Regions from separate parts of the Mus musculus genome. Here all the other regions are linked to region 1. A link is a loop called in an ENCODE intact Hi-C map of the cell type or tissue named here. Cell type or tissue: left cerebral cortex. All regions are shown on one strand. Each heading gives the region's core, and the rest is flanking DNA. Links, peaks and the distances in the headings are about the cores only.

The links. Peaks named below come from ENCODE experiments on the same cell type or tissue, not always from the same donor. Only the 100,000 strongest peaks of a DNase experiment are listed, where the experiment ranks them.
Region 2: it touches region 1 in a loop (5-fold over the local background); 23 of 42 quality-filtered maps call a loop at or near these places.
Region 3: a loop joins it to region 1, with 2.7 times the contacts of the local background. A loop is called at or near these places in 22 of 42 quality-filtered maps.
Region 4: it touches region 1 in a loop (7-fold over the local background); 13 of 42 quality-filtered maps call a loop at or near these places.
Region 5: a loop joins it to region 1, with 4 times the contacts of the local background. A loop is called at or near these places in 29 of 42 quality-filtered maps.
Region 6: it touches region 1 in a loop (4-fold over the local background); 29 of 42 quality-filtered maps call a loop at or near these places.

Annotation. Positions count from the first base shown.
Region 1 is chr8:27,056,299-27,061,486 of GRCm38, forward strand. No RefSeq gene overlaps it. Among named protein-coding and RNA genes, the nearest start is that of Plpbp, 16 kb to the left of the region's middle. In left cerebral cortex, for the core only: CTCF peaks have their summits at 2,280 (motif pointing right) and 3,533; DNase peaks (open chromatin) are centred at 1,686 and 2,306; H3K27ac peaks cover 544 bases.
Region 2 is chr8:27,125,569-27,130,756 of GRCm38, forward strand. It overlaps Brf2 (BRF2, RNA polymerase III transcription initiation factor 50kDa subunit), which reads right to left and starts at 3,064. Exons shown (of 4, transcript NM_025686.2): 1 at 2,853-3,064; 2 at 1,892-1,951; 3 at 252-573. The coding sequence starts at 3,006. In left cerebral cortex, for the core only: a CTCF peak has its summit at 3,161; DNase peaks (open chromatin) are centred at 2,789 and 3,136; H3K4me3 peaks cover 1,527 bases; H3K27ac peaks cover 832 bases.
Region 3 is chr8:27,111,238-27,116,425 of GRCm38, forward strand. It overlaps Adgra2 (adhesion G protein-coupled receptor A2), which reads left to right. Exons shown (of 19, transcript NM_054044.2): 7 at 1-28; 8 at 1,106-1,270; 9 at 2,049-2,247; 10 at 2,843-2,992; 11 at 3,108-3,269; 12 at 4,000-4,224; 13 at 4,418-4,637. Among named protein-coding and RNA genes, the nearest start is that of Gm39151, 6.2 kb to the left of the region's middle. In left cerebral cortex, for the core only: a CTCF peak has its summit at 2,045; DNase peaks (open chromatin) are centred at 1,601 and 2,099.
Region 4 is chr8:27,277,355-27,282,542 of GRCm38, forward strand. No RefSeq gene overlaps it. Among named protein-coding and RNA genes, the nearest start is that of Eif4ebp1, 20 kb to the left of the region's middle. In left cerebral cortex, for the core only: a CTCF peak has its summit at 2,840 (motif pointing left); a DNase peak (open chromatin) is centred at 2,826.
Region 5 is chr8:27,189,927-27,195,114 of GRCm38, forward strand. No RefSeq gene overlaps it. Among named protein-coding and RNA genes, the nearest start is that of Got1l1, 10 kb to the right of the region's middle. In left cerebral cortex, for the core only: a CTCF peak has its summit at 2,531 (motif pointing left); a DNase peak (open chromatin) is centred at 2,524.
Region 6 is chr8:27,183,641-27,188,828 of GRCm38, forward strand. No RefSeq gene overlaps it. Among named protein-coding and RNA genes, the nearest start is that of Rab11fip1, 12 kb to the left of the region's middle. In left cerebral cortex, for the core only: a CTCF peak has its summit at 3,066 (motif pointing left); a DNase peak (open chromatin) is centred at 3,075.

The DNA.
Region 1 (5,188 bases), core at 397-4,396:
GCTCTTAACTGCTGGACCATCTCTCCAGCCACCACCATTTTAAAAACATTAATTTTAGCTGATCGGTGGTGGTGCACCCCTTTAAACCCAGCACTTGGAAGGCAGAGGCAGGTAGATCTCTTAAGTTCAAGGCCAGCCTGATCTCCTAGAGTGAGTTCTAGGACAACCAGGTTTCACACAGAGAAACCCTGTCTTGAAACACCAAAATATATTATGTATATACAAATGTATATATGTATATGCATACATATATATTGTATGTGTATTATATATGCATATATACATACATATGTGTGTGAGTGTGGCTATTTTGCTTGCATGTGCATCTGTGCACTACATCTGTGCAGTACTTGTGGAGGCCAGAAGAGAATGTCAGATCTCCTAGAACTGGAGTTACAGGTGGTAAACCATAATATGGGTGCTGGGATTCAAACCCAGGTCCTCCTGAAGAACAGCCAGCATCCTTAACTGCTGAGCCAGCAGCATCCTTAACTGCTGAGCCAGCAGCATCCTTAACTGCTGAGCCAGCTCTCCAGCTCCCCTTCCTCTTTGTAACTGGCATGTGTGCACACTCGTGTGAGTAAGTCGGGGCATGCCTCTGCTGCGGGTACTGTACACGTGTAGAGATAAGAGGACAACCTCAGGTCTAGTTCTCACCTTGAGACAGGGTCACTTCATTGTTCACAGCTGTATTGCCAGGCTAGCTGGACCACAAACTTTCAGGAGTTTTCCGGACTCTATGTCCCATCTTGCAGTAGGAACACTGGAGTTACAAAAGGAGGCTATTATGCCTGGCTTTACATGGGTTCGGGGGATTTGAACTTAGATCTTTTGTCTTGCATAGTAAGCACTTTATCCACTAAGTCATCTCCCCAGCCCTGTGTCCTCTCATGACAACTCAAGTATTTAGGCAATCTGTAAGTGTCCCCATTTTGGATCCAGCACTGAGGCTGGGGATGGGGACATGGACACACGCACACACACACACCTTGTCTAAGGACAGGATGATGATGATGGTAATGGTGATGAGGATATTATTATTATTGCTGTTATTATTTGGCAGTGCTAAGATTGGCACCCTACTTCTTCTACAGGCTTTCTACCACCAAGTTGCACGCAGCTTCTGTTGCCAGCTTTAATCAGTGGTAAGCACTGTATTAGATTTGCAGCTATAACTTTAGAACGCCGTATTGCTAGAAAAGAAGTCCACAGTTTTCATTTTTTCAGTCCATTGTGCTAGTTGAGAACTGATGTATCTTAATACAGAACAAACTCTGAAACCACAAGCAGAGGGTGTAAGAAGGAAGGAGAATTAAGCCCAGACAGGAGGAGAATCTGCCTCCCTCCCATCATCCCATTTCCCAACATTTAGCATCAGCCAGCCGCCAGCCCTCTCCCCTGACTCCTACATCCCTCCTCCAGATGCAGTCTTCACAGAGACCAATGTGTGCCAATCCGCCCACACCAAACCCCCTGGGTTGGAGCAGCAGTGACTTCTGTTACCCAAGGCTAGACAGGGAAGGGATGGGGTCCAAGAGTACACTCACGCCGAGCTTTGGAAAGCAAGTAACTCACTCCCATGCTTCCCACCAAAGTTCTGGGAAGAGGGTAGTTTCTGAGACAGGGCCGGGTGGGGAGTTGCCAGGGTGCGATTGGAAACGGTTTGCTGAGAACTGTGACTGTCCTTACCATGAAATCAGTTGGATGCTCTTACATCATCCTCATGACTAAGGGCCAAGGAATCCAAACCACCAGCATCCTCCCAAATGTTTTACAAATCTGCCTTCTCTGGAGGAACACAAAGAAAAGGGGGCGGGGGAGAGGAGAGCTGGTTTTGTATTGTTCTGGGGAATCTAATTCTAACCCTAGCACATGCTAAGCCAGGAAGCCACCACACTCGCAGCCTCAAGCGCACGTGCAAGGTGTTTGCGTGCCTGAGCGCAGGTGTGCATATGGAAATCAGCGAACAACTTGCTAGAATCAGCACCCTCCTTCCAACCGGATCCAGGGGTCAAACTCAGGTCATCGTGTTTGCTCAGTAAACACTTCTTCCCACTGAGTCATTTCACCAGCCCTTAAGCGGGCATTTACAAGGCCCTTAGACTTAAGTTCTCCTTTAATGACTTAAGCGTCCCAAGGGGCCTCAGAACCAGCACTTTCTTCCCTATAGAGTATTGCACGGGGTTAACTGAAGGAGCCTGTGGAAGGAACCAGAGATGCAGCACCTTCCATCTAATTAATTCCTCCAAGCTTGGGCGACTCTGGAGATGCCGCGCCAGCAGAGGGCGCAATTTGGGTACGGAGGTGCTCCTCAACACTTAATGAGCTAGGCTACCCCAGTGCCAGTTGCAGGCTAGAGTTGCCCCTTTCGACATCCAACAGTGCCCCTGCTCTGCAGCCTCGGAGCTCAGCTCGACTGAGCTGCCAATTTCCAAAATAAAATCAACGTGTGACCTTATTCAGCAGATGTACCAAAGAAACAGGCACAGAGCGGGCCCGATTTTTGAAGCCAAAAAGGGAAGATGAGAAAAGAGAGCGAGAGAGGGGAGGGGAAAGAAACTTGGCTGGACATGAAAGGTGTCTTGTCCGTCTGTTCCCCATTAGGCGCGATTCTCTCGCAATCTGCAGCCTCAACATAATTCTCTTGACCAGAAACTCTCCCGAGAGAGATAGTGTCGGAGGGAAAACAAACAAACAAACAAACAAACAGCAGCGGCGCACATCTTCTGCCGGCAAAGTCACATAAAAACCTATTTGGAGCCGGGCGGTGGTGCACGCCTTTAATCCCAGCATTTGGGAGGCAGAGGCAGGTGAATTTCTGAGTTCGAGGCCAGCCTGGGCTACAAGATGAATTCCAGGACAGCCAGGGTTACACAGAGAAACCCTGTCTCAAAAAACAAAAAACAAAAAAACAAAAACAAACAAAAAACCTATTTGGGAGATGAGAGAGGTCTGCATATCAAGGGAGGGCACTCTCCACAGCTGGCTAACACACGTATCTGCCCAGAGACTGGGCAGGGCAGGAAGAAGGGCCTAGAAAGAGCTAAGGAGCAAAGGCAAGGCTGCCCCCAGGAAGCAAATCACCATGTCTTTTTACCCTGCTGTCTGCTCTGATGCCTTCTCTGGGCCTGGACTCAACAGTTAAATTCCCATGAGAGCTGAGACTGTAGCTCGGTGACAGAGTACATTACCTGGCAGGCACAGGCCTCTAGGGCCCCCACCTGTGATAACTCCACTTTCCCTTTTCCAACAGTACCAGGAGCCAAAGGGCAAGAACTCAGCTCTCCCTGGAAACCACTGCCAGTTCCCCAGACAGCTAAGGCCTCTTCTCCCCCAAGCCCCTTTGTCTTGCCTTTTAGCTAAACAGCGTAGCATTAGGGAAAGCAGAGCCCATCCCACCCATAGGAGCCCAGGGGGAAGGTTCTTGGCCAGGGGGAGGTGATACAGGGCAGGGCAGCTCAGGGCAGGGCTAGGCTGGGCCACCTTCTGTGCTCGAGTTTCTAGGGCAGGCATCCTGTTATAGGAGAGGCCCCTTTTAAAGGAAGAAAAACTAATCAGTAGAAAGAAGCAAGGCTCTCCCCCTGCCTTTAGGACTTGTTTATTACTAGGATATCTGATTTCAGCAAAGGAAGCCAGCTCCGCTCCGAAGCAAGGTTTTTATTGGCCATGAGCAAGAGGAATTCAGGGTTTGCTTTTGATTTGGCTTCTCCTGAACTCAAAGCACTGAAGGGTGCTGCTTTTGATGGGATAGCTTGGTTGGGGGGGGGGGGGGGGGGGAGTAGCCACTCACTGTTGCAAATAACAGCAACAGAAGTTCCCTTTGGGAGAGGAGGGTAAAGCGGGAGGGTCCGAAGGGACGTTGGCCTCAACACATCTCAGAGACAATAGCTCAATAGCTTGCAAGGCCTGCCACTGGAGCACCGTGAAGCCCTGCCCCTCTTCCCCGTTGAGTGGGGAATGCAGGAGGCACGGCTGCTTTGGATGAACTCAGTGTTCCTCCAGACTACCCAACATCGAGGCCTCTGCATCAGGCCTCCGCTTGATGGTTTCAATGTGTCGGGAAGATAAAGCCAGAGATTGGAGTCAGCCTCTGCCAACTGCACCCCCAGCCCCCCAACTAGAATCGGCTAGGTTCAAGGGAGGGAGGTTCCTGCTGGGCCACAGAGTATCGAGAAGTGCTGCTGCTGTGCAGGTCTGCAGCGCCAGACTGTTAGCTGCATCTCCTCCCAGTCCTGTGCCACCATCTTGCTTCCTAAGACATCATAGGAAACACTGCCCACATGGAAGAAACTGAAAAGTGCCTCACCACTTTGGGGTCCTTGGATAAACCCAGCACCCTCTTCCTCCTTTCCCTAACCCTTCCTCCTTTTTTTCTCCTCCTCTTCCTCCTCCTCCTTTTCTTCCTTCTCCTTCCTCTTTTTTTCATCTCTCCTGCTCTCTCCATCTGCTTCTCTCTCCCGTTCCCATGACTTTCCCCTCTCCACAGCTCACTAGAGACAGCCGCACTCTGAGAGGCCATAGCACACACAAGGCTCTGGTATTGCTTCACTGCTCTGATCAGCACCTTTGAATGAGGCAGGAAACGGCCAGCACCATGGGACTGCTACTATGGGCTGGGCATACTGGGATGTGGGCCTCAGATTGGGATTCGGGTGGGGGCAACCCTTTGTCATAGGGGATGACTCTGCCTGCATCTGACTTCCTTCCTGTTCTAAGTCTGTGAGGTCTGGAAATGGCTGGTCTATGGAGACAGCCATTCTTTCCTGCTTGGTGTCCTTCCAGGATTGCTGTGTGCCTCCTTATGTCCAGCCATAGGCAGTCTCATTGTGGAGACAAAGTATGTATTCTGTGCTGGCGTTTGCTCTCTGTAGCATGCCAGCACTCACCTGTGAGGCCCGAGGCCACCTTGGCAGCCAGTGGGCCATTTAGCCCTGTAAGTTGAGGCCCGGAGCCTGGGGCAGGGGGTGGGGAAAAGGGGAACAGGGTTCTCACTGTGCTCACTTTAAGGAGCCCAGCCATCAAAAGGACTTTGTCCAGTAAGTTAGAGAACATACTCCAAGAGGAGCTACAGGAATAGAAAAGACAGCCTTGCCAAGTGGGACACGCATGCGCAGTCCATGCTCAGAAACACACAACCATACCATCATGCACATATGCGTGCAACCACAAGCACACTATAGCACATACA
Region 2 (5,188 bases), core at 763-4,762, 70 kb after region 1:
AGCTCAGCAGTACTATGCCAAGGCTGGCTAACAGGCTTTTTTTTTTTTCTTTTTTTGTAATTATCACACTCCTATGATGGAAAAGGGATTTGAAATTACAACGTTTTGGAACAGTATAAACAGTATTAACATGTATAAATTGCATTAGTAGTAAGCACAAAACAGGAAAGACCCTCCCATCCTTTGAGACAGGCTCTGGGTGAAAGATGCCCGGGATCCAGCCCAGCCCGGTGTTCCTCCTAGACCAGTACCTGCTGCAGTAAGACTTCACCAAGTCTGCCAGGCACAGGGAGGGCACATCCAGCCCCAGGAGCTTTACCATCTGCATGTAGGTGCCAGAAAACAAGTCCAGATCGGCATAGAGCAGTGTGCAGATGGTTCCCATGGTGAGGGGCCAGTTATGTTGCCGACAGGTGATTAAAACACAGCATCCGACTAACACTTCCTTCTTCTGCAGCCTGGCAGCTCGGATCCCAGACAGCTGATATGCCTTCTGGTAGTAGGAGATTGCTGTATCCTCAAACGTTAGCGGCAGCTTCAGAATCCGACACAGGTCTCTTACTCGACGGAGATCTAGGAAAACATGCAGGAAGCAGAGAGGTCAAAGAGAGTAGTGTACAACTGCTAGCAAGTTCTGCTAGGGCTTAATTGACTTCTGTTAAACTTGCCATATATACCAGATGCACAAATAATATGCCCTTCTGTGCTAACAGGACACCTGATATGGCGTGTGTTTTGTGGAGCTGGAGTTACATGAGATCCTCAACCATGCTGGGCACACCTTTTAATCACCGAGCTACATTCTTAGCCCTTTAGAACCATGGTCCTTCCAATGGTGCACAACACTTGTAGAAAGGTCACATTCAATCCACCACCTTCGTATTTTAACTTATGGACAAGGCAAAATGTCTTTTCTTTTCTTTCTTTTTTTTTTTCCTTTTTTTTTTCTTTTTGGTGCTGGGGATTGAACCTCAAGCCTTACACATGATAGGTACATATTCTATCACCGACCTACCCCTAGCTCCAAAGCCATGCTTTTACTCAGGCTCTCTGTGCAGACCCAAACCTTCCTCTACCTCTATGCCTTTTAGTTTTTAATACACACTCAGTATGTAGGCTGGGCTGACCTCAAACTCTATCCTCCTGCCTCAACCCCAGAGTGCCGAGATTGTAGGCACACGCCACATTAACAACTGTTCTCTCGCAGCCTGCCTGACGCCAGTAACACTGAAAACAAGGACACACAGACAGACTAGGTCATCAAAACAACCATCTCAGTCGGGTGTTGGTGGCGCACGCCTTTAATCTCAGCACTTGGGAGGCAGAGGCAGGAGGATTTCTGAGTTCAAGGCAGGCCTGGTCTACAGAGGGAGTTCCAAGACAGCCAGGGCTACACAGAGAAACCCTGTCTTGAAAAACAAAAACAAAACAAAAAAGTCTTTAAGGCCACGGTGTCATAAAAGGTTGATGCTCCGGAATGGGTGGGTAGGGGAGTTGAGGGGAGGGTATGGGGGACTTTTGGGATAGCATTAGAAATGTAATTGAGGAAAATACGTAATAAAAAAATATATTTAAAAAAGAAAAGAAAAGAAAAAAAAAGGTTGATGCTCTGGGCTGGAGAGATGGCTCAGCAGTTAAAAGGCACTATTGCTCTTGTAGACGACCTGGGGTTTGCTTCCCAGCATCCACAGGGCTGCTCACGACCATCTATAACTGCAATTCCAGATGATCCAACCCCCTCTTCTAACTCCATGGGCACCAGGCATGCACATGCTGCACACACACACATACATGCAGTAAGAACACCCATACACATAATATCAAAACATTAAACAGTGACATAAATAAAAGCAAAGCTGAAATTTAAGGGGGAAAAAAGTTTGATTCTCACCTCGTTGCTGGCAGCGACTAACTTGTTCGTTTTCCCCAGTGCTTCGAGAATATGTCACTTCTGTAAAATAGCAAACAACAAATTACCCAGCTGGCCTTCGTTCACCTCCTCCTTGCCCTCTGACTGCATAAGGCCAGGGAGATTTCAAATGACTGTGTATCTACTTCTACCTCAGAGAAGATACCCATCTATGTAAAAGTAATAGGACAGAACTGTATTTTTAAAAGCTGCACTGGCAATTCTGATTTTCCAATAATTTCTCTGATACATTCACTTTTGAGGGCTGCATTAGCCAAGGGCTAGAGCAGTGGTTCTCAACCTTCCTAATGCTGCCACCCTTTAATACAGTTCCTCACGTTGTGGTGACCCCCAACCTTAACATTATTTTCGTTGCTACTTCATAACTGTAATTTTGTAATGGTTACACGAAGATTGCATTAGCTACAGAAAAAAAAGAGAATTATGAATTGCATTATGAATCATAATGTAAACCGCCTATATGCAGGATGGTCTTAGGGGACTCCTGTGAAAGATTCTGTGGACACCACGGCGGTCACCACCCACCGGTTGAGAACCGCTGTACTAGAGCAATGGCGTGGAACGCAGAGGAGAGCAAGTTGCCAATTAGTGCTAAAACCTGCTAGGAGATGATGGTTCGTGTTGTTATTTTCAAATAATTTACCGGCACTCCTTCAACACTGACTAGGTCTGACAAGACGAATGAAACCTTTATCGTTTCGTTCATTCACCAACCAATATACCCACCCAATGCCAGACACCGTTGTAGGTACTGGGAAATCAGATGGATCGCACCCTCCTCCAGCTCATCTGTTTACTTAAGCCCAATTCTCTCACATTTAACTGTGCGCATGGCCAAGAAAGGGAGGAGGCTGGAAAGAGGGAGCTGGGTTTAAGGACTCCACCGCCCAAGGCTGGCGATCCCCGGGTTCAAGACCAGTACCCCTGAAGTTGCCCTCGTCGCTAAAGGTGGTAGTTAGGACCCCTTCGGTGACCACGCAGCCGCAGTCGGAGCACACCAGCTGGCTCTGAGAATAATGCGAATCTTCCACGAGCTCGGAGGAGCCGCAATCCGGGCAGCGGCTTCCGTTCGGCATCTCGTCGGTCGGTCCAGGGCTGCGGTACCGCCGTCAGGCACAAACTCCCAGAGAACTTGTAACTGGGCAGCGGCAATAAAGTGGAGGGGCGCTTATTCCGGATGCACCATCCTCCTCCGGCCAGCTGGCCAATCGGCTGGCAGTTTGCTCCTCCCCTCGGCAGTACGCCACTTCCGATCCCTTCTGTGGACTCGGGTAGAAACCTGAGTTAGAAAGGGAGGTTCCTGGATTTAACTGTTTCTCAGGCTCTCTGGGTTTTTGTGGTTAGGCCACGTGGGGAGTTGACACAAACCACAGATGTGGAATTGTTGTCTGCAAAACACTATTTTTTAAAATATATTATCCAATTTATAATTTATTTTTTAGCCTATCATGCTTATGTAGCCCAGGCTGACCTAAAATACTGATCCTCCTGCCTCTGCCTACTACATGCTGGGATTACAGGCTTGTATTACCATGCCTGATTTAACTCCCTTCAAAAAAGTGGAACCAGTTTTTTCCTTTCTATGTAGTAAGGAACGTTAAGTTTGACCGTAGTAGAAAATAGATCACTCTGCAGTGAGAGAGCAGTAAATTGTGTTGTACTCTACGGACCTCCCCACACTAAGTTGCCGTCTCTCTTTCAAAGTCTCTCTTGTTGTTGTTGTTTTCCAACATATTTCTTTAATCCTAGCATTTAGGAGGTAGAGATTGAGCCAAGCCTGGTGTACATAATGAGTTCAGTCCAGTCAGAGCAACTTAATAAGAACATGTCTCTAAATAAATACAATAAGATGAACTAAAATCTTGAGTGGTAGATTTAAATATCTTCAGAGAATAGCATGAAAAACCATAGTTCTCTCCTCAAAGAGGATGTACAAGAGTTTATGCTAGAGCCAAAAAGGAGGACTTGAGCCCAGGAACAGATAGATACAAGTTTCTCCAAATAACACATAGAACTGTTAAGTGGTTACATGAAGATTGCATTAGATTTAGAACAAAGAGAGCCATATATCATACGATAGGGACCACTGGTAATAACATTACAGAATATGGGGAAACCCTTTCCATGGGTTTCAGATGCTATCTTCTGAATTGATGGAGGCTAGGAGTTGGTAAGAATGCATTTTAAATTGTCGGATTTTATTGTTGGTTTGATTTGGGTGTTTTGTTTTGTTTTGTACTTTAAGACAAGAGTCACTGTATATCTCTGGCTGTCTTGGAACTCATTATATATACCAGGATAGTCTTAAACTCACAGAAATCTGCCTCTCTCTACCTTCTGAGTGCTAGGATTAAAGACATTTGCTACTACATCTGGCCTTCAAACACACACATACACACACACACACACACACACACACCTCCTCTCTCCCCTTCAACTTTTGGCAAACTGGAAGCTACAGGCCGACTCAGACATGTTTAAAACCTTGAACTTTGAGCTATCCACGTGGCACGTGCCTTTAATTCTGACACTCAGAAGGCAGAGGCAGGCAGGTTTCTTTGAGTCCAAGGGCAATTTGATGTACAGAGTGAGTGCCTGGCCAGCTAGGGCTAGCTAGACCCTCTCTTAATTTTTTTTTAAGAGAGAAAAGGGGAAAACAATCTTGTATTGAACTTTAATATAACTCGCCTGTTGCCCCAGCACTTGGAAAGTAAAGGCAGGAAATCAAGAGTTAAAAGCAAGGGGCTGGAGAGATGCCTCAGGGGTTAAGAGCACTGACTGCTCTTCCAGAGGTCATGAGTTCAATTCCCAGAAACCACATAGTGGCTCACATCCATCTGTAATTGGATCCAATGCCCTCTTGTGTGTTGGTGACTGTGTACTCATATATGTAAAATAAATAAACAAATGAGAGAGAGAGAGAGAGAGAGAGAGAGAGAGAGAGCGCCAAAGGGCTGGGCGGTGGTGGCATACACCTTTTTTTTTAATTAGGTATTTTCCTCATTTACATTTTCAATGCTATCTCAAAGGTCCCCCATACCCACCCCCCCAATCCCCTACCCACCCACTCCCCCTTTTTGGCCCTGGCGTTCCCCTGTACTGGGGCATATAAAGTTTGCAAGTCCAATGGGCCTCTCTTTGCAGTGATGGCCGACTAGGCCATCTTTTGATACATGGCATACACCTTTAATCCCAGCACTTGGGAGGCAGAGGCAGGCGAATTTCTGAGTTCGAGGCCAGCCTGGTTTACAGAGTAAG
Region 3 (5,188 bases), core at 520-4,519, 55 kb after region 1:
TTATCCATGATTGCACCTTCATCACCAGGTACGGGCTCTGTTGTCCCTCTCTAGTGGAGGGCATGGAGACAGATAGCCACAGTTGCCATTGCCCTCCAGACATGCTCCTAGGAGAGGGGGGAGAAAAGGAGGAGGGGGAGAGAGAGAGATTATAGAGAGTGTCTTAGTTTGGGGTTTATTGCTGTGAACAGACACCATGACCAAGGCAACTCTTATAAAGGACAACATTTAATTGGGGCTGCCTTACAGGTTCAGAGGTCCAGTCCATAATCATCAAGGCAGGAGCATGGCAGCATCCAGGCAGGCATGGTGCAGGAAGAGCTGAGAGTTCTCCATCTTCATCTGAAGGCTGCTAGCAGAATACTCACTTCCAGGCAGCTAGGATGAGGGTCTTAAAGCCCACACCTACAGTGTCACATCTATTCCAACAAGGCCACACCCCCAAATAGTGCCACTCCCTGGGCCAGGCATATTCACCCGGTGACAGAGAGCTAAGATGCAATCATAAATGGTCTGAGTAGAGTTTAGAACTAAACCCTCACTGCCTCCTGATTGGAGGGGCTTCTACAGTGCCCGCAGAGCCCCTCCAATCAGAAGACAGTGAGTATGTGCGCACAGGGATCTCTCATCCCATTAGAACAAGAACCTGAGCTGTTGTCCCAGGACAAGGCATAGGTAGGTGGGCTGTCCAGGGGCCATGGAGGGGAGTCGAGGCTGGAGTGTCTCAGTTGCCGTGATAAACACCATGTCCAAAAGCAACGTGGGGAGGAAAGGAAGGAAAGCCAAGCAGGGCAGGAACCTGGAAGCAGGAGCTGAAGCAGAGGCCATGGGGGGGGGGGCGCTTCCTGGCTTGCTCCCCATGCTTTCTTAAACAACTCCGGACCTGGATCACCTGTCTAGGAGTGACCCTGCCCACATGAATGAAGAAAATGCTTCTGTCATAGGAGCATTTTCTTAGTTGACGTTCTGTCTTCTCAGTTGACCCTAGCTTGGGTCAAGTTGACTAATAATGATAACGATAATGAAAATTGATGATGGTGGTGATGGTGATTATGGTGATGCTGCTGACCAGAGCCCAAAGCCAGCTCCTCCTCCTCCCCTGCAGTGAGCTGACCCTGTCTCACATTGGTGTGTGGGCCTCTGGTGAATGGGAGTGCTCCGTGTCCACAGTCCAAGGCAACACCAGCAAGAAGGTGGAGATAGTAGTGCTGGAGACCTCTGCCTCCTACTGCCCTGCAGAGCGGGTGACCAACAACCGTGGGGACTTCAGGTTGGCTGCCTCTGCTTTTTAAATGGCTGCCTCTCTTCCCACCCTGTCCCCAGCCCTGCACCTGTACCTTCTGAGAGCACAAATGATGAGGGGCACCCACTTGCTTTCTTTTTTTTTTTCCTTAAAGATGTATTTATTTATATGAATACACTGTTGCCATCTTCAGACACACAAGAAGAGGGCATCAGACCCCATTACAGATGGTTGTGAGCCACCATGTGGTTGCTGGGAATTGAACTCAGGACCTCTGGAAGAGCAGTCAGTGCTCTTAAGCTCTGAGCCATTTCTCCAGCTCCCACCCACTTGCTTTCTTCCTCCCAGTCAGTCCCAACGCCTCCCTTTTTGTCACTTAACCCACTGTCTTGCTGTTACATCTCAAGAAAATAAGCCTTTTTTCCTTGCTTCTTCCCATTTTGGTATGCAAAAGAGGCCCTCTGTATGGAGGGCAGTTATTATTACAGTATTCCGTACTGTAGAGCTGAGAATACCAAAATCAAAATAAAAAACAAAAACAATCAGCATATTGTGGCAATTAGTGGCAGATCTTGTCTGTGAATCCCTGCACTGCACCCCCACATATTGCCTGCAGTAGCATTGTCTGAACAATCTGAAAGAAAGCAGAACTTGGGAACCCCTTAAAGTCTGCCAGGATACCCTTTGCTGAACCCTGCACTAAGCTCCAGTGGTCTGGTGTCACAGTCCTGGGACAGGGTTAAGGAGGGGAGGGTGTTTGTCCCAAAGAGCCTTGGTCCTAACAGTTTCCTAACTCTACCGCTAGGTGGCCCCGAACCTTGGCTGGCATCACGGCTTACCAGTCCTGTTTACAGTACCCCTTCACCTCTGTGCCCTTGAGTGGGGGAGCCCCGGGTACCCGAGCCTCACGCAGGTGTGACCGAGCTGGCCGCTGGGAGCCAGGGGACTACTCGCACTGTCTGTACACCAATGACATCACTCGGGTGCTCTACACCTTTGTGCTGGTGAGGCTGGGGCACCCCCCCCCCAAACTTTGATTCCTGGAATTGGCTGGGATGGAGCCTGATGCCTCGTAAGGGAGGCTGTACCTCGATTCCTGGGTGTGCATTAAGAGTGGGTACAGCTGCCAGGCATAGTGGTGCATGCCTTCTATCCCAGCACTCAGAAGCAGAGGGGGGTGGGGCTCTGTGAGTTCAAGCCCAATCTGGTCTATGGAGTGAGTTCCAGGATGACCAGTTATATAACGAGACCCTGTCTCAAAAAGGAGGTAACAGCAAGGACTGTGGACTGACACCTTTTTATTTTTTTAATCCCTTGGTGCTTTTCTTTTCCCAGGGTCAGGCCTCTCCTCTCCTCTGTCTTCCCTATCCACCATCACATTGGTTTATAGCCTTATTACTATCCTTAGGCTGGTGGTACTTGACTTGAATAGCCTAGAGTTGTGATGATCAGGGATTCATGGACACTTTTGACCATGACGGTCTCAGTAGATGGTCTTGGTTCCTCTCCCATGTTGGCCCTGAATCCCAGAGGCTAGTTCTGGAACAGAAAGGGGAAATCAGGCTGATCTTCTCCCCCCCCCCAAACACACACCCCCAGATGCCCATCAACGCCTCCAATGCATTGACGTTGGCCCACCAGCTGCGAGTGTATACCGCAGAGGCCGCCAGCTTCTCAGACATGATGGACGTGGTCTATGTGGCTCAGATGATCCAGAAGTTTTTGGGTTACGTTGACCAGATCAAGGAGGTGAGATTCAGCATCTCCTTTGGAGCCTCCTCCAGTCACCTCAAGCCTCATGCTGAGTCCCAAATACCACCCCTGCCCTTGGTAACGGCCCTGCCTCCATCCCTCCCTCCCTCAGCTGGTGGAGGTGATGGTGGACATGGCCAGCAACCTGATGCTGGTGGATGAGCACCTTCTGTGGCTGGCCCAGAGAGAAGACAAAGCCTGCAGTGGCATTGTGGGTGCCCTGGAGCGAATCGGAGGAGCTGCTCTTAGCCCCCATGCCCAGCACATCTCTGTGGTACTGTAGGTTGGCGCGGGAGGGACCCTTCAGGGGCTAGCACTGGGGGAGGGGAGCCTGAGAGCGTAGCAGTTGGTTCATAGAAGGGACATGCCTCCCCCTCGCCGGGACACGGGGCACGTTGCAGGCTCTGGTAGCATGGTGGCAAGCACAGCTCAGCTGTGAACTGCCGGCAGCGATGGTGACACGGTGTGGGGCTTTCTGGCTGGGGGCTGAGTTGAAGGTTAGCTGGCCGAAGTTAAATAGGAGCGTAGTGGGTGTGAGGTGCAGGAAAAGGGAGGCTTTGTGCAGGGTGGACAGCACTTCGAATGGAATGAGGAGTGCCACAAGTTCACTGAGGGACAGTGACATCTCTAGCCTGGTAGAGCATCTCTATATAAGATGCCGTGCTAGATACTTGGGGACATATGGGAGCTAGACATGGACCCTTCCTGACAGCTGAGGTGCAGGCAACAGAAATAGCAGGTAGAAGATAGCAAGCATACTGGAGCAGCAATGCTTCCAAGAGAAGAAGGCCCGTGGCTGGAAGACACACGTGTATGCATGTGTACATGTGGGTGTGTGTGCACAACACAAGTGTGCATATAGATGACTCCATGGCACACCTAAGACTTTCCATGCTTTGAAGAGACAGTGAAGGATAAAGGGAGATCTGAAGCGAGGAAATGTGTGGTATTGCAAAAAAGACCACTTTATCTCAGACACTGGGTGACAAGTTCCCTGTCCCTAGAATTCAAGAAATGTGGCACTGGAGGCCTACCTCATCAAGCCTCACAGCTACGTGGGTCTGACTTGCACGGCTTTCCAGAGGAGGGAGGTAGGAGTGTCGGGTGCACAGCCAAGCAGCGTCGGCCAGGATGCCCCAGTGGAGCCCGAACCCCTAGCTGATCAGCAGCTTAGGTTCCGCTGCACCACTGGGAGGCCCAACATTTCTCTGTCATCCTTCCACATCAAGGTGGGCACGGGGGAAGGGAAGAGTGTGGGTGGGTGTGGGGACTAGAAGCTGAGGTGGGCGGTACTGAGATGCAGGTGTCAGGTGGTAAGGGTGGGAGGTGGGAGGGGGAACCGCACAGGACACAGGAAGGGGCTGGAAGACCTCAAAGCCCAGGGTTGCTGAGTATTTCTGAGGACCTCCTATGTCCCCTCAGAATAGCGTGGCCCTGGCCTCCATCCAGCTGCCCCCCAGCCTGTTCTCAACCCTTCCGGCTGCCCTGGCTCCCCCAGTCCCTCCAGATTGCACCCTGCAACTGCTGGTCTTCAGAAATGGCCGTCTTTTCCGCAGCCACGGCAACAACACTTCCCGTCCTGGAGCAGCTGGGCCTGGCAAGAGGCGTGGTGTGGCCACCCCAGTCATATTTGCAGGAACCAGTAAGGGACTAACTTCCTGCCTGTCTGTCTTGCCCTCCTTCTCACCTCCGTGGCTCCCCCACCCCCACCCCACTGCCATGGTTCAGTTAGCAGAGGATGGCAGAAACCTTACCAGTTTTTCAGGGAAGGGTGGGAATAGAGATGTCCTATAAAAGAAGGGATTGGTGGAGATGAAGCTTAAAGAGGCATGGTTTTACATCTCAGACGAAGGGCAGTTTTATAGTCTGAGCATCTGACATATCAGAAAGCCTACAAACACAAAGCCTCGCTTCTTTTCCCTCTGCATCAAACCCCAGGCTTCTTGCACTGGCACACATGGCCCCTGGTCAGGCAAGCAGTAGGGCATGAGCGCATCCTGGAAGTTTAGCGCTACCTAATACTCAGGTGTTAAAAGTAGGAAACCAGGAAGGCCATAGATGTTGCCTCCCTGAGTAGTGGAGAATTTGAATAATACCCCCCCCCCACACACACACACCTGAGCTGTTCCAGCCAGAGGCTCCTCAGATCAATAGGCCAGCAGCCCTGGTGAGAAGTGTCCAAAAGGGCAAAAT
Region 4 (5,188 bases), core at 576-4,575, 220 kb after region 1:
GTGTATGTAATCTTAGGGCAGTTCTCATTTTCTAGGGGTTGGCATGCACTTCCCAAGTAGAGCAGGAGCCATAACACAGTGTAGAAGTTAGCAGCTTTCCCCACTGATAAATGTCCTCTTCAGAGGAAGGCCCGATCTCCACAGCTATAATTGTTGCTGGGTGCTGTGCGGTGGCAAAGCTCTGCAGCCCAGTCCTTGTTCTCCAGGAAGAAAAGTTTTGGAGAGACGAGCCTGCTTTGTTCGTCTTGACATCCCCATTGCTGGCATCTTAATAGTTTGCAGAGATGCCCTCTTAAACCCATCTGCTAGGCATGCCTGTTCCACTGTGGCCTGAAGCACTGTTTGCATTTGAAGAGGTAACTGGGCCGCTGTAGACAGGTGCCAAGAACCAGAAACACAAAGAAGCTTTAAGGTACAGCGTGTGCTCCCAAGTTTTGAAGCCTAACGGAGAGGAAATGAAAGCAAGCATTTGTGATTGTCCACTGCCTGGAGGTTGGGTGGACCTGTCCTCTGAAGGAATGGAAACAGGTTTAAGCCTCGTAGTAGCTGGCCCTTGTGATTTCAGGTCCTTCCTGGACCCCAGTGGCCTGTGCTTTCAGGTCCCTGAGAACAGGCTTGCTGGGGTAAATATTGGAGGTAAGAAGCTTTTTAAGCATCAGTGAAGAGGCCCAGCCTGGTGGTCAGTAGAGAATGGCTGTGCTGATGTAGGAGTCAGAGGGGAACAGTCTTGGGGTTTTCAAGTCTGGGATGCTAGCTTTGGCTGTGCAATGGTGAGGCAGCGATCCATAGCACACTGATCTTAGCTCCTGTGTGACAGAGAAGAGCTGGCAGCCTGTCCACTTTACCTCAGTGGGCATGCTTCATTTTCAGTGAATGATCCTCTCTAAAAAGAAGCAGAAGCCAGGCGTGGTGGTGGCCTTTAATCCCAGCACTTGTGATGCAGAGGCAGGCAAATTTCTGAGTTTGAGGCCTGCCTGGTCTACAGAGTGAGTTCCAGGACAGCCAGGGCTACACAGAGAAACCCTGTCTCGAAAAACAAAAAACCAAAACAAAAAACCAAAAACCCAAAAACAGTAGAAAGTGGAGAGGGATTGCATGTGGGTGATGTTGTTGTTCCATTTCTGGTTTCTACATGCTGCGTGCATTTGCACAGGTCACATGATAATGAACACACAGAGGGCACACTGTTAGAAATTACATGGCAAGGAGAGCAAAAATAACCTTGGGGAATGTGCCTAGTTAGCCTGGGTGCAGTGTAGGGACTGAAGTGGTAGTTATCCAACTAGGAAGCTATTGGCTCCTTTGTCTCCCAGGTTGCCAGACATCCCAGCTGGTACCTCCTCCTTCCTGGTATCTTTTAGTGTGCTGTTTAGGCAACTGGAGGAAAGGCCAGAGACAAGACCAACAGATAAGTCTGTTTTGCACTTGGAAGGTGTCTCAGGCAGGGTGAGATTCAGTAAGTGACCTGCAGAAGATTCCTGCCTCCATTAAGAAATGTGTGCCAAGTCTTCCCTACATCCAATGCCTTCATCCTGGAGAACCTAAAACAAACACCCGAGAAAAACGTTAACCCAAGGAAGCCTGACTAAGTGTACACACAGAAACAGGACAAGGTAACAGAGTAGGGACAGACGGAAGGATGTGGAGACTGGAGAAGAGTGTGCATGTGTCTTAGTCACTGTCCTATTGCTGTGAGACGACACCGTGGGCACCACAGCTCTTTATAAAGGAGAGCGTTTAGCTGGAGCTGGCTTACCACTTCAGAAGCATGGTCTGTTATGACAGCCAGCATGGCAGGCACGGTGTTTCAGCAGTAGTGAAGAGCTATGTTCAGGTCTGCAGAAAGAGACCATCAGGACTGGAGAAGAGAGGGAGGGTGAGAGATCACATACTTAGGCCCATCATGGGCTTTTGAAACCTCAATGTCCACCCTCAGTGACACACTCCCACCAACAAAGCCACACCGCCCAATCCTTTCCAAGTTGTGCCATTCCCTGATGACTGATCATTCAAATATATGAGCTCATGGTGGGGGTTGGGGGGAGGGGGGTGAAAGTGGGGGTCGGATTGGGGTGGGGGATGGGGCACTCACATATAAACCAAAGCAATCAGAAAAGGTGTACCTGGAACATGTTTCTGTGGACTGTAAACTGTGCCAGTTGGTGTGTTGGTTGTCCTGGAAATTGAGATGACAATGGAGTTCAATTGCTGGAACAGCAGAATAGCTGTAAGAATAATTTCTATACACCTGAAACTTGAAGCACTTGGCAGGTCACTGTTTTATTAGTGTTTTACATATGTCCATGGGGAGTGAATATTAGAATTAGAATTCCAGTTCCTGTTGGTTCAGCCTCAAAGCTAGGGTCCACATAGGTACCACGCTGAACGGACGTGAAGCCTGAGTTTTTCAGGCTCGGAACTCTTAGCAGACAGCTGTTGGTTAGAGTTGAGACTGGTGTTGAGGGACCTAGAGCCATGCAGGTGTTTGGTGGTCTCTTGGGTTTGAACCAGGGATAGCAGGGATCGAAGGCTCCTGAGTAGTGAGTGCCTGCTGTGTACTAAGCACTTAGTAGGTTCGGAATCCCATTAGGCATGTATGCTGTGATTCCTTTTGTGGATTCTCATTGGAAAGTCAAACCTGGCCTCCTGGAGGCCAAGTGTCTCCACTCCCTCAGGACATACACCCTTTTGTTGTAGGACAGACAGTTAAACCTAGCACGAGCCAGCACCCCAGTGAAGGCAATAGAGAACTCTGTTCTAGACATTCTCTGATCCTCAAACTCCAGAGCAGATTTTGATGTCACTCGGTACTGTGGTCAATGCTGCCCCCTGCTGGAAGAGTTTATTAAAGTAAGGAATACATAAGTTTCTCAGATAAGGCTACTTCATTTAGACTCCATTCAGGAGTAAGTGAGGGTGTTGTATGTGTTGAAGACCTAAGGATTCTGCAGGTTCTCTGTTAAAATGCCACCGGACCCTCACTTCCCGCAATAAGGGGAGGGGTTTCTGAAGATGGCTATGCTACCCTCTGATCCCCACCTAGGCTTGGGACAAGCTTGTCAAGATCTTCTTTATTCATTGGACCAAGCAAGACGGGCCTGTGGACAAACTGCCTTCTGATTGGCCCACCACTGGGCCCTTCAATAGCCAACTGATTCCTTCCATTGCAGGTCTTAACAATGTTTATGTGCAGCTTTTAGCAAGCTGAGTATTTAAACATTTTCCTAGGCATTTCGTGGTCAAACCAGAGAAGAAAGACTGCGTTCTAGAGCCTTATAGGATGGCTCAGATTTGCACTGGAATCGGGAACATTCTCTCTCTCTCTCTCTCTCTCTCTCTCTCTCTCTCTCTCTCTCTCTCTCTCTCTCCCTCTCTTTGTCTCTCTCTCGTCTTTCAGCAGAGTCCCATATAGCTCAGAGTATCCTTGAATTCCTGATTTTGCTGCCTCTATTTCCCAATTGCGGGGACTGTCTAGCCCAGTTTCATGTTCTGAGTCTTAAAAAAACTAACCCAGATCCCCAATCAGGTCTGTTTTCTGGCTTTCCAGCTGAACCTCTTGATTCTCCATGACGTTTCTAGCATACTAGAAAGCTCAAGTGTCCTATCAGCATCAATATCCAAAAATTTACACAGAGATTTAAACCAACGTATAGTATGCATTTTTGGGTTACTTACTGTATTAGGGTTTCTGCCGCTGCGATAAAATACTAATGACCAAAAGCAATTTGGGGAGGAAAGAGTTTGTTTTAACTTACAGCTTTTAAGTCCATCAGCAGGGCAGGAACATGGAGGCAGGAACTAGATCAGAGGCCGTGTGTTTCTCTCTCTCTCTCTCTCTCTCTCTCTGTGTGTGTGTGTGTGTGTGTGTGTGTGCATGTGTGTGTGTGTGAAAGCCAGGGCCAGGGAGCGAGAGTGGTGGGTTGGGGGGGCAAGGGAGAGGAAAGGGGGTAAGGGATTTTCTGAGGGGAAACTAGAAAAGGGGATACTATTTGAAATGTAAATAAAGATAAATTTTCGTGATAAACTTGACTGAACAGAGAGTCATCTAGGAGACACCTCTGGGTGTGTGTCTTTGAGGAGTTTCTAGAGAACTTCCATTGAAGAGGAAAGATCCACTCTGGATGCAGGCAGCACCATGTAGGGCGCAGAAGCATCCTGCTGCTCCCAATGGGCTTGGGGTCCTGGGCTGACTGGAAAAAGAGAAGAAAGCCGGTGGTGCACCACCATTCACCTTTGTTTCCCTGAGCGCACACAGTGTACCAGACAGCACACCTCTGCTCCCATATATCTCCCCTATCATGGTGGGCTGTTCTGCTTTGCTTTCTGTTGCAGCAGGAAACACTGATGAGGAGGAACAGGTTTGTTTGGCTTATTCTTCCTGACAGAGCCGCCATTCAGCAAAAGTCAGGGCAGGACCTCAATCAGGAGCAGAGGCAGGAACCGCAGAGAAGAGGGTCTGTCTGGCTTACTCAACTAGGATTCTTATACAGGCCAGGCCCACCCATGTGGGGATGGCGAGCCCACATGGGCTGGGCTCTCCTACATCAATTAACAGTTAAGAAAAAAATGATTATAGACCTGCCTGTAGACCAATCTAGTTGAGGCCGTCCCTCATTGAGACTCTTTTAGATAACTAGGCTGTGTCAAGCTGAGAGCTGACACTAATTAGGATGACTGTAAGTGTTCAGATTATAAAGGAGACTAAACCCTTCCATCATTTGCTTTGTCAGGAATGTTGTCACAAAGTAATAAAAGGAACCAAGAGAGGAAGAGGAAGGGCGTGGGGAAGGACATGTGCCCTACGAGGCAGCATCACTTACAGTTTCCCCCATGTGCAGGTGACCAAGGCACTTGGGCCCTGGGAGGATGGATGATGCACCAGATCCAAACAGTGCCATTCACTCTACCTCGTATCCTCTACGGTTTTCACAGAACCTCCTGCAACATCCAGACAGAAAGCAGGGATCAAAGGGAGGTAGTCTCACTCTGACCCCTTTCTGGTGTCTGATATTCTTCAGAGCCTCTAACATATCTTCTGTGGCTTAACCTGTGCACCCCAAACAGTCTTTATTAGCTTCCTGAAGAACGCATACAGACTAGGATGCATCTTCTTGCACTTCAGACCCCACTGGCCCTCACTGTGGACCATGAGGTGTCCGCTTACCTTCTGTAGTCGTTGACTTCATCT
Region 5 (5,188 bases), core at 845-4,844, 130 kb after region 1:
CATGGACAGAGGACGGACGTACATACTCACGCGCGCTTAGACAGGCTGTCTTCTCTCTGACTAGCCTCCAACCTTTCTAGCCTGCAGCTACTGCACGCTTACACTGTGCTGTGCGGGTGCAGGCTAAGTAAGCTCTCTACCAGCTGAACTCAGTCTCCCCCCTTTTCAAACTGCCCCCTGGAAGCAGGATTGTACTGAGTGAAGAGCAGGAACTTAAGAGTCTGACCACACTGCCTGTATTAGTCAAGGTTCTCTGGAGGAAAAGAACCAATAGAATGACTGTATGTTACAAAAGGGATTTATTAGAATGGTTAACATGATATGGGTTAGGGAATCTAGCGATGGCTACCTGCACACAGGAGAAGCCAGGCTACAGAAGTGGTTACAGGCTGGATGCTGTGAGAACTAAAGTTATGTCCTACTGTGCCTAAACCCCTTGCACAAGGATTTCCTGAGATGCTAGAGGCTATTGTTTACCGGTGATAAGAAGCCACACGTTTTTTGGGTTTTGTTTTTAAAAGATTTATTTATTTTATGTGTATCAGCATACTGTGTTCAGGCACACCAGAAGAGGGCATTGGATCCCATTACAGATGGTTGTGAGCCACCATGTGGTTGATGGGAATTGAACTCAGGACCTCTGGAAGAGCAGTCAGTGCTCTTAACCGCTGAGCCATCTCTCCAGCCGGAAACCATAAGTTTTTACTCCCCTAAATAAGTCTGTTTGACTCGACTGTGCTATGCCTGATCGGGTGTAGGCAGGAGGTATGTAGGCAGAAAATACATCAGGATGTATACACTTGGTGCCTGATTGGATGTAGGCAGGAGGTACACAGGTAGGAAGTACAACGGGATATTTGCTTTGCCCTGTTTGGAACTGATGGGAAATATGAGGTGGCCTTATAGTTTTGCCCTTTTAGGACTCTGAAATATGTCACTTGTCTTCATTTCTTAGGAATATACCTTGGGATTTTCCTGGCCAGAGTCCATTACCCTCATTAGTATTTTATTAAAGCTTGCTTAAATTGGGCTCAAAAATTGTGTAACTGGTCTTTCTCTTGGGCATCTCAAGTTAACAATGCTTCAGTCATTCTAACCTGGTGCTAAAGGCCTGGAAAATTCCTGGAGAGCCACTGATCTTCAGTTCTCTTTGAAAAGCCAAAGAAGCTGGATTCCATTGTCAGTGAAGGGTGGGGGCAGCAGCTGCAGCAGCAAGGTAGACATAGTCACCGGCAAGCAGAACAGCCAGCAGGCAAAAATAACATTCTATCCCCTTCAAACAATATTATGGCTGGGCTTCCACAAGAAGGTGCTTGTCTTAGTTAAGGTTTTACTGCCATGAACAGATACCATGATCAAGGCAGCTCTTATAAGGAAAGAATTTAATTGGTGCTGGCTTACAGATTCAGAGGTTCAGTCCATTATCATCAAGGTGGGAATATGGCAACATCCAGGCAGGCGTGGTGCACGAGGAGCTAAGAGTTCTACATCTCCATCTGAAGGCTGCTAGCAGAATACTGACTTCCAGGCAGTTAGGACAAGGGTCTTAAAGCCACACCCACAGTGACACACCTACTCCAACAAGGCCACACTTCCAAATAGTGCCACTCCCTGGGCCAAGCATATACAAACCATCACAGTTCTGCTCACCTAACCCTTGTGCAAAATATCTTTATAGGACAGATCCAGTCAACTATAGGACTGCGGGGGCCTTCAGGAGGCTTGAGAGTTTATAAATAATCCAGAAGGAGAGGAAATTGCTACAATCTTAGCCATCTAGGGACACTGGGGGAAAGGACAGTGGGGCATCATAAGGGTTACTAAGTATGCTGTGTGGAGTAAATTGACTTCTCTGTGGCCTGGGTCAGATTTGAAGGGACTTAGGGATTTGCTGCCTTGTCTGGCAGAGAAGACCTGACAGAACCCAGGTGGTTTGCAGAAGGCCCACCACCCACCCCTCATATTTTGGCATCTACTTGTCTCCTTAGGGCCAAAATCTGGGAATGGGCTGGGCGTGGTGGAGCACGCCTTTAATCCCAGCACTCGGGAGGCAGAGGCAGGTGGATTTCTAAGTTTGAGACTAGCCTGGTCTATAAAGTGAGTTCCAGGACAGCCAAGGCTACACAGAGAAACCCTGTCTCGACAAAACAAAAAACAAAAAACAAAATAAAACAAGACAAGACAAGACAAGACAAAACAAAACAAAGCAAAACAAAACAAAACAACTTGGAATGGTGGTAAACAGGTGTTGCTGGGCAGAAGTAATATGACGGCTAAAGTTATAAGTCTGGGCGGGGAGGGATTATAATGGCTAAAGTTAAATTTAAATTGCTGTGCCTCTAACTTGTAAACCCTACTTGCCCAAGTACTGATAGCTTTCTAAAATGCTGTTGTTCATGTCAGATAACAAGCTTCATGCATTCACTTCTGTAAACAGGTTTGGTTGCCCCAACTGCATAGGATGCTCTTGATTGCAGGTAGGTGAGAGGCACATAAGCAGGAAGTACATCAGGGTGTATGCTGCCCCCTACTGGACAAAGGCAGGAAGTATGTAGCCTCATGGGATTTGCCTTTCTAAGCCCCTGCCTAATGTAATTTTGCCATTCTCCAGGAATCCTGGGTATGGACCTGGTCGGTGCCCATCGTTCTGGCCAATATTTTTTAAAAGCTGCCTCAAAAAATGGCTCAAAAATGGTGGAAGTGATCTTATTGTCACCCTGTGGGATTAATAGTAGCTCACTTAGGATCTGAAGGGACTCGTGAGAGACTGTAGTCTGGGCAAAGGCAGCCTAGGAGAGCTGAGAGAGGTTCGCCTACACGATGACAGGCTCTGCAGGACACCCCACCCATCTCAGCGTGACCCTAGGGTGACAGCCTCAGGACAGATGGGTCCTTTCAGATCATATTCATCTGAAGACCAACATTTAGCTGGCCATGGTGGCAACACTCACCTGCAATCTGAGGCCTTTGGAGGTTAGGGTGACATGATCAGGATGCCAGCCTGGGTTACATGACAAGACCATTATTCACAATGGAATGCAGGGGAGGAGGGAGGGCTGGTGGCTGGCATCCAGGCATTGCTGCATCTTTGACTACTTCTTTCTCAGGGGTCCACTTACTCTTACCCTAAGGCCATCCCGGAGAGCATAGGCATCCTTCAGTGTCCCTTGGACATATGGCTGTCACCAGGAAAGCAGAGACAAGTTGAAACCACCTCCAGCTCAGGCCATTGAACTTGACATTTCTGTAACCACTGGGCATGACTGTCTCTTAAGTTCAGGTGGCAGGCAAGCCATTTCACATAGGTTTCGGTTCTGTGGGATGTTGCGGCGTCCATTCCCATTCTGCTATGCTCACATTCCATTAACCCTGATAGGTAGGATGCAGCCCATCACCACTTAGGTGTCTACAAGGCAGTAGGGATAGCTGGCTCAGAGCATGGAGTCCCTGAGAGCTGCGGGGTGCCTGCTTGAACTCCTGCAAGAACCCAGAGGTTGAATATGAGAGGGTAACGATGTGGGAAGTAACTGGGTTGGTGTATTAGTTAGGGTTCTCTAAAAGAACAGAAATGATGTATATGATATATTTAATATATTAAATGGTATGCAATATCATATATTATTTATTAAAAATTAAACGCAATTATTTATATATATAGAGCCCTGCACTTTTCATTGTATGGATGTAAAGTGTGGGACCCTGATCGAGCAGGATGTTAAGATGACAATAATAACAGTAAGAATTCATCTCAATGAGTTATTAGAGCATTAGATGAAATGGACTCAAACCTCTTAGAACAGTGCAGCTCTACGGCACAGTAACTAACACTAGTGATCGCTACTTCCTTCGGGGATTTATTGACAATCTATCTATGGCACTTAAGGCTGTCTGTCTCTAGTGCCTTATGCTGGGCTGCTCCTGGAGACTGTCAATTATTCTCGGAAGTGAAAAATGTTTCCTTTCCCATTTTAGCAGTTGAAACAGTAACATTGCTCACTCTCAGACATTTCTAGCAAGTTGCTTCCTTTGAGTCCTTTCATGTCATCTGGGACTTATGTGCATGCACTTTGACATTATCATTATTGTTTTATTATTTTTGAGACAAGGTGTGATGGTTAATCTCAAATGTCAACTTGGTGAGATCTAGAATTACTTGGGAAATGGGCCTCTGGGCATTCGAGGAGGGATTATCTTGACTAGGTTAACTGAATTAGGAAGTTTCACCAGCTGTGGGTGGTTCCAATTCCATGGGTTCTGTATAAAAAGGAGGAAATGATCTAAGAATAAGAATTGTTATGGGGGCTGGAGAGATGGCTCAGCGGTTAAGAGCACTGACTGCTCTTCCAAAGTCCTGAGTTCAAATACCAGCAACCACATGGTAGCTCACAACCATCTGTAAAGGGGATCCAATGCCTTCTTCTGGTGTGTCTGAAGACAGTGACAGTGTACTCATATAAATAAAATAAATAAATCTCTTTAAAAAAAAAGAATTGTTACCACTGTCTATTCCTTGGCCTGGGAAACAATGTGTCCAGGAGGAAAATCATCTTTGAAACATGCAGCTACAGTAGGACCTGTGTTTAAGGAGTGAACCAATAGCCCCACCTTAACATATTTCTCCCTCCCCTCCACCTAGTCACCAACCCACACGACTATAGGCTAGTCATTCGCCTTATGGATGAATGCTCCACCCAAAGTGTTTATCTCACAGCTGACAGCCTTCACCTTCTGTGGCTTTAACAGGATCTGTACCACTGGCCTCTCACCTGTCCACTCTATCATCCTTTTATGTAAGTTCATATAAACAGGTTTTATTATGTATATATGGACACCTTTTCATAAATATATGTATATTCTCTTGCAAAAGGGTCATGTGTACTTTCTGTAAATGAATCATGTAGCTTTTGAAAATGAACTTTTAAAAGTAGCAGTATTTCTCTATTCCCAGCTAACTCTCACATAAATGAGACAGATAATATGTCTGTGTGTCTGTCTGTCTGTCTGTCTGTCTGTCTGTCTCTCTCTGTGCGTATGTGTGTGTGTGTGTGTATTTTATTTAATGTATGTGAGTACACTATCACTATCTTCAGACACACCAGAAGAGGGCATCGGATCCCATTGCAGGTGGTTGTGAGTCACCATGTGGTTTGCTGGGAATTGAACTCAAACTAAGGACCTCTGAAAGTGC
Region 6 (5,188 bases), core at 834-4,833, 130 kb after region 1:
CACACACCCACACACCCACAAGCTCTTGTCAAGGCCAACACGCGATTTATGGGGCTGATATGGACAAAAGCTGTTCTCTGTCAATCATCTGAAAGAAAAGGAGATTTTCACAGAGACAACAGAACCAAGGGGCTTAGGGAATCTTGGCAAACAAGCACCGTGTTGTTTTCAGTCTAGCCTTGGGAGAGGTATACATGAGAATCCTAAGACAGTCTCACTGACTTGAGGAAGGCGATTGCTTAGGAGAGGGACATGTGCAATAGAAAATAAAATGAAAGAAACAAGCAAGGCATAAAGGCATACGTAGACCAGTGGTTCTATGCTATTTTATGTGTACAGTTTGCTTGTTATCTCAGCCTCTCTCTCTCTCTCTCTCTCTCTCTCTCTCTCTCTGTGTGTGTGTGTGTGTGTGTATGTGTGTGTGTGTGTGTATACATGTGACAAACAAACCCAGGGACTTTTCCATGCTAGGCAAGCACTCTACCCCCAGCCACTTCCTAATCCTCATAGTGTTCTTTTAGAAAAGTCATTTCCAGTGTTCTGGCTTTATGGATTTATAAGCTCTCTAGTCAGGGTTTGGGGAAGGATCACAAGTCAATAACGGCACACCCATCCAGCCGTGTCCTCCCACCCTACCCCCTGCAATCAGGAATCTCAGCAGCCTAAGGCTCAGACCAGGGAGGCTCTGCCATCTTGCTCTGGGAGGAGAGCCTTCCTCCACCGGTGTTCTCATGATCTGACCACGCAAGGATGACGGTTTCTTATGTCATCACGTGGTTCAGTCGGCATCAGGCATCTAGTCCTTTAAGGAGTTTTCTTTCTATTTATTTGTTCCCTGCCCTGTTCCCCAGAAGGATTCAAGGTCGTCTCCAATCCACATACATAAAGCTAAGCTGTATAAACCAGAGGGGCCAGAGAAAGGCAAAGTGGAAGCAAAGGAGGCAGAGGGGAGACCAGTGTGCTTGTGACCTCTGAGGGCTTTGGTGTCCTTGATGCTTTATCATTTACTGGGGCTGTGAGACCAGCGTGGTGTTTTCACTTCCCGGAGCCCTGTCTCCAATGGAAGCAAGGCCCAGGGAGATAGATGGATGGCTGACTCCAGGGGCTTAACATTCCTCTCATTTCAAGGCTTTGACCCTCATGCAGGTACCATGAGGCCACCTACTACTTGCTCATGCCTTCCGAACCTTTCTTTTCTTTGCTGAATAACAACAACAACAACAACAACAACAACCTGGAAGTTAAAACGTACATCTAAGAGGCCAACCAGATAGCTCAGTAGGTAAAGGCACTTGCTGCCATGTCTATTTACGAGTTTAACCTCTGAGACTCACATGATGATGGAAGGAGAGATCCAACTTCTAGGGGCTGTCCCCTACCTTCCAGTGCATGCTTTGGTACACACATGTCCCCGCCCCCCTCCCCCCAATAAATAAACAGGCTGGAGATGTGGATCATCAGTGAAAAGCCCTTGCTGCTCTTCCAGAGGACCCGTTTCATGTCTAGCACCCACATGGTACAGTTCACAATCACCTGTAGCTTTAACTCTGGTGAATGCAATATTACATCCTGGCTACTAGGCTGTATGCATGACCAGTTCTCAAGTTCAAAGTTACTACCTATAAACTTCAAATCTAGGGAATCCAAAGCGCCTGTACCCATATGCACAAACCTATACACATATTCAAAACCAAGTAATAACCCTTTAAAAATAAATATAATTGCCAGGCAGTGGTGGTGCACGCCTTTAATCCCAACATTTGGGAGGCAGAGGCAGGCGGATTTCTGAGTTTGAGACCAGCCTGGTCTACAGAATGAGTTCCACAACAGTCAGGGCTACACAGAGAAACCCTGTCTCGAAAAACGAAAACAAAAACAAAATTAATATAATTTAATTTTAAAATATGTCTAAGGTGGGGCTGAGAAGACACCTCAGTGATGATTAAGAGGGTTTTTATAGAGGATCCATTTTGGTTCCCAGCACACACTACACTGGCAACTCATTTTCTTCTCTTCTGTAACTCCACATCCAGGAGATCCAATGCCTTACTCTGGCCTCTAAAGGCAGCAGACACATGTGGCACACGCACACACACACACACACACACACACACACCAGTCATATGTATAAGAAATATAAGTAAATCAGGGGCTGGTGTGAGAGTTCAGCAGGTAACATGTTCACTGCCCAGCCTGATGACCAGAGTTCAATCCCCAGGACCCACAAGATCGAAAGAGTGATTTCATGGTAGACGCATGAAACTGACTTTTATAACTTGTTCTCACGCTCCCATACTCACGTGATACCACATGTGAATCACACCCCCATGAAATAAACGTGTTTTAAAAATAAGAAATAGTTTTAATAAATATAAAACTAAGATATGTTTTACTGCAGAGTTCCAGCTCCCTCTGCTTGTTTTGTTTTTTTTGTTTTTTTTTTTTTTTGACAATTTTGAGGATCAAACCTAGGACTTCCTCTGTGTAGCCCTGGCTGTCCCAGAACTCTCTCGGTAGACCAGGCTGGCCTCTAACGCAGAGATTCACCTGCCTCTGCCTCCTGAGTGCTGGGATAAAGATGGACACCATCACCACCCATCCCGAACTCAGCTTTCTGAGGAAAGGTGCCAAACTTAAAACCATGAGGAGCAGGCAGAGGGTGCTGTGTGCTGGGCAGAAGAAGTATGGAGACGCCTCTGAATTTCTTCACCTCTCCAGAAAGACTTCAGGTGGCCTCCACCCAGGACTTTACCAGAACTGCATTCCAAAGGCCTTTGAAATCCGAACACACACACACACACACACACACACACACTCTCACTCTCTCTCTCTCTCTCTCTCTCTCTCTCTCTCTCTCTCTCTCTCTCTCTCTCTGATCCCAGCTGCATTCTGTCCTATGATCCACTGAGGAGCTCTGCAAAGCTTAAGGAGGAAGAAAAGTCCTTTGTCCAGCACCGTATTTGGCGGTAGTCATAAAAGGAGGTGGTTAGCAGGCTATAGGGGACTAATTCCCATGTTCAAAGTTCAGGTTTCTTGCTAGTGCCCAAGTTTGCTGAACATCGCCACCTGCTGTCTCAAAACTTGATGACCAGGAAAAGCCTCTTAGTCTAAGTTTGAGAATCAAAAAAAAAAAAAAAAAAAAAAAAGTCAGAGGGAAGGAAGACAGGACAATCCTGTGGGCCATTGTAACCCCCTCCAACAAAGCCCACCAATTTTCCTAACTCTGTGGTTCCTTTTAGCAGCTGGACCACAGTGGGGCCTCCCACTGTCAACTTCCTGCTGATTAAACAGCTCCCAGACCAAAATGCTGCCAGTGACTCCTGTAGTGCAGGATCCTAAAAGATCTAGAGGCGTTATTGTCTAGAAACTCCCCCCTCTTCCTCCACTCTTTGAGACATGGCCTTCCGTAGCCTAGACTGGCCTCAAAGTTTTTGGGTAGCTGAGAAACGTTTTGATCCCCGGAGTGCTGGAATTTTAAGGTATGTGTCCCTCCGCCTGTGGTTTTTGTTGTTGCTTGTTTTTGTTTTGTTTTTGGTGCCAGGGATGGAGCCCAGGACTTTGTGTCTGCTAGGCAAACACTGTGCCAACTACATCCCAATTTTTGGCTTGGGAACTTTTTTCAAAGTTATGGTAAAGTCGTCCGGTGAGGTGGCTCAGCAGGCAAAGGTGCCTGATGATCTAAGTTTGAGCTCTAGGCCCCGTATAATGGAGGGGAGAACTGACTCTGGCACATTGTCCTCTGCTCTCTGCGCATCCACAATAATGTGAATGTAGACACAGACACCAGGAAGGAGGGAAGGAAGGAAGGAGGGAAGGGAGAAAGGAAGAAAGGAAGAAAGGAAGGAAGGAAGGAAGGAAGGAAGGCAGGGAGGGAGGGAGGGAGGAAGGAAGGAAGGATAGATACTTTTGAGACAGGGTCTCTCTATGTTGCCAACGTTGTGGTAAAACACAAGGCCCCACATGCACATGCCTGCATCACAAGTCCTCTGGAGGTGTAGGCAATAGGACCTTGAGTTTGAGGTCAGCCTGGACACAGTACGTTACATAGTAAGACTGTCTCAAAGGGAAGTGTTCTATGTTAAGTCTCAAACCCTGAGATATGCCTATGGAGCATATCAAAGTAGACCTGACTCCCAGATTCTTTCAGCATCCTTCAGTCCCTACCTGTTACAGTGATGTGGCTGGCATACCCCACCCTCTAACCCTGAACCCTGCATCCCAGGAACTGAGCCCCCCCCCCCCCCCTTAGATGCTCTTCTCTATAGAATGCAGCCATTTTGGTTACCCTCCCTTTTTTTTTAACCTTTTGCTCTCTTAGCTGTTGCACCTGGTTCCCCTCCCTTCTCTCCCTCCCCCTCTCCCCTCATTGCTCAGGGCCATTGTCCATTCTGGAGAATCCCAGATGTCCCTGCCTCTGGCTGTGCACTCCCTTTTATCTACTGTCAACACTCCCCTGCCCCCCCCCCCCCACACACACACCTAGGAACAGCCGGACCCTTTCCTTTTTGTTTCTTTTTTTCCGTTCGCCTTGGTGAGATGCACATGAATTGTGCAGCTAGTCGTCAGAGCGCTGTCCGTGATAGTCCTAGAAACACTCCAGGCTACCTTCTCTCTGTCAGATTTTCCGGCCAGGCCCACATTGCTGCCAGTGCTTTCTGATGGGGAATTTACTGAAACTGTGAAGCTTCTGGAAGCTCAGAGCCTCAGGGTTCCCAGCTTTGCCACTGCCTGAGGGCTGGGTTCAAGCTGTGGTCGATTGCCAGCTGCTTCTAGCCTTTCTTCCTTCAGGCAGTGGCTACTTCCTGGTATTGGTACCTCCTGCTTAAGTGAAGGCAGAGGGAGGGGAGTAGAGGGTTGTCTCCCTGTTGCTATGACTCTGGGGTGACTGTCTGGGAAGGTACTGAAGATGGTATCTGTCCTGCCAGGGTCCCACAGACTCCGAGGAAATACCAGATGGAGCTCATGGCGTCTGAGAGCTTCTGACATTGCACAGATTTATGTGTGTGTCAGAATATGTTTTTCTAGGGCCATGGGCTCTTACCTTAGGTCCTGTACTGGCTGGGTTTGTGTCAACTTGACACAAGCTGGAGTCATCAGAGAGAAAGGAATTGCCTCCCTTGAGGAACTGCCTCCGTGAGATCCAGATGTAAGGCATTTTCTCACTTAGTGAGCAATGGGGAAGGGCCCA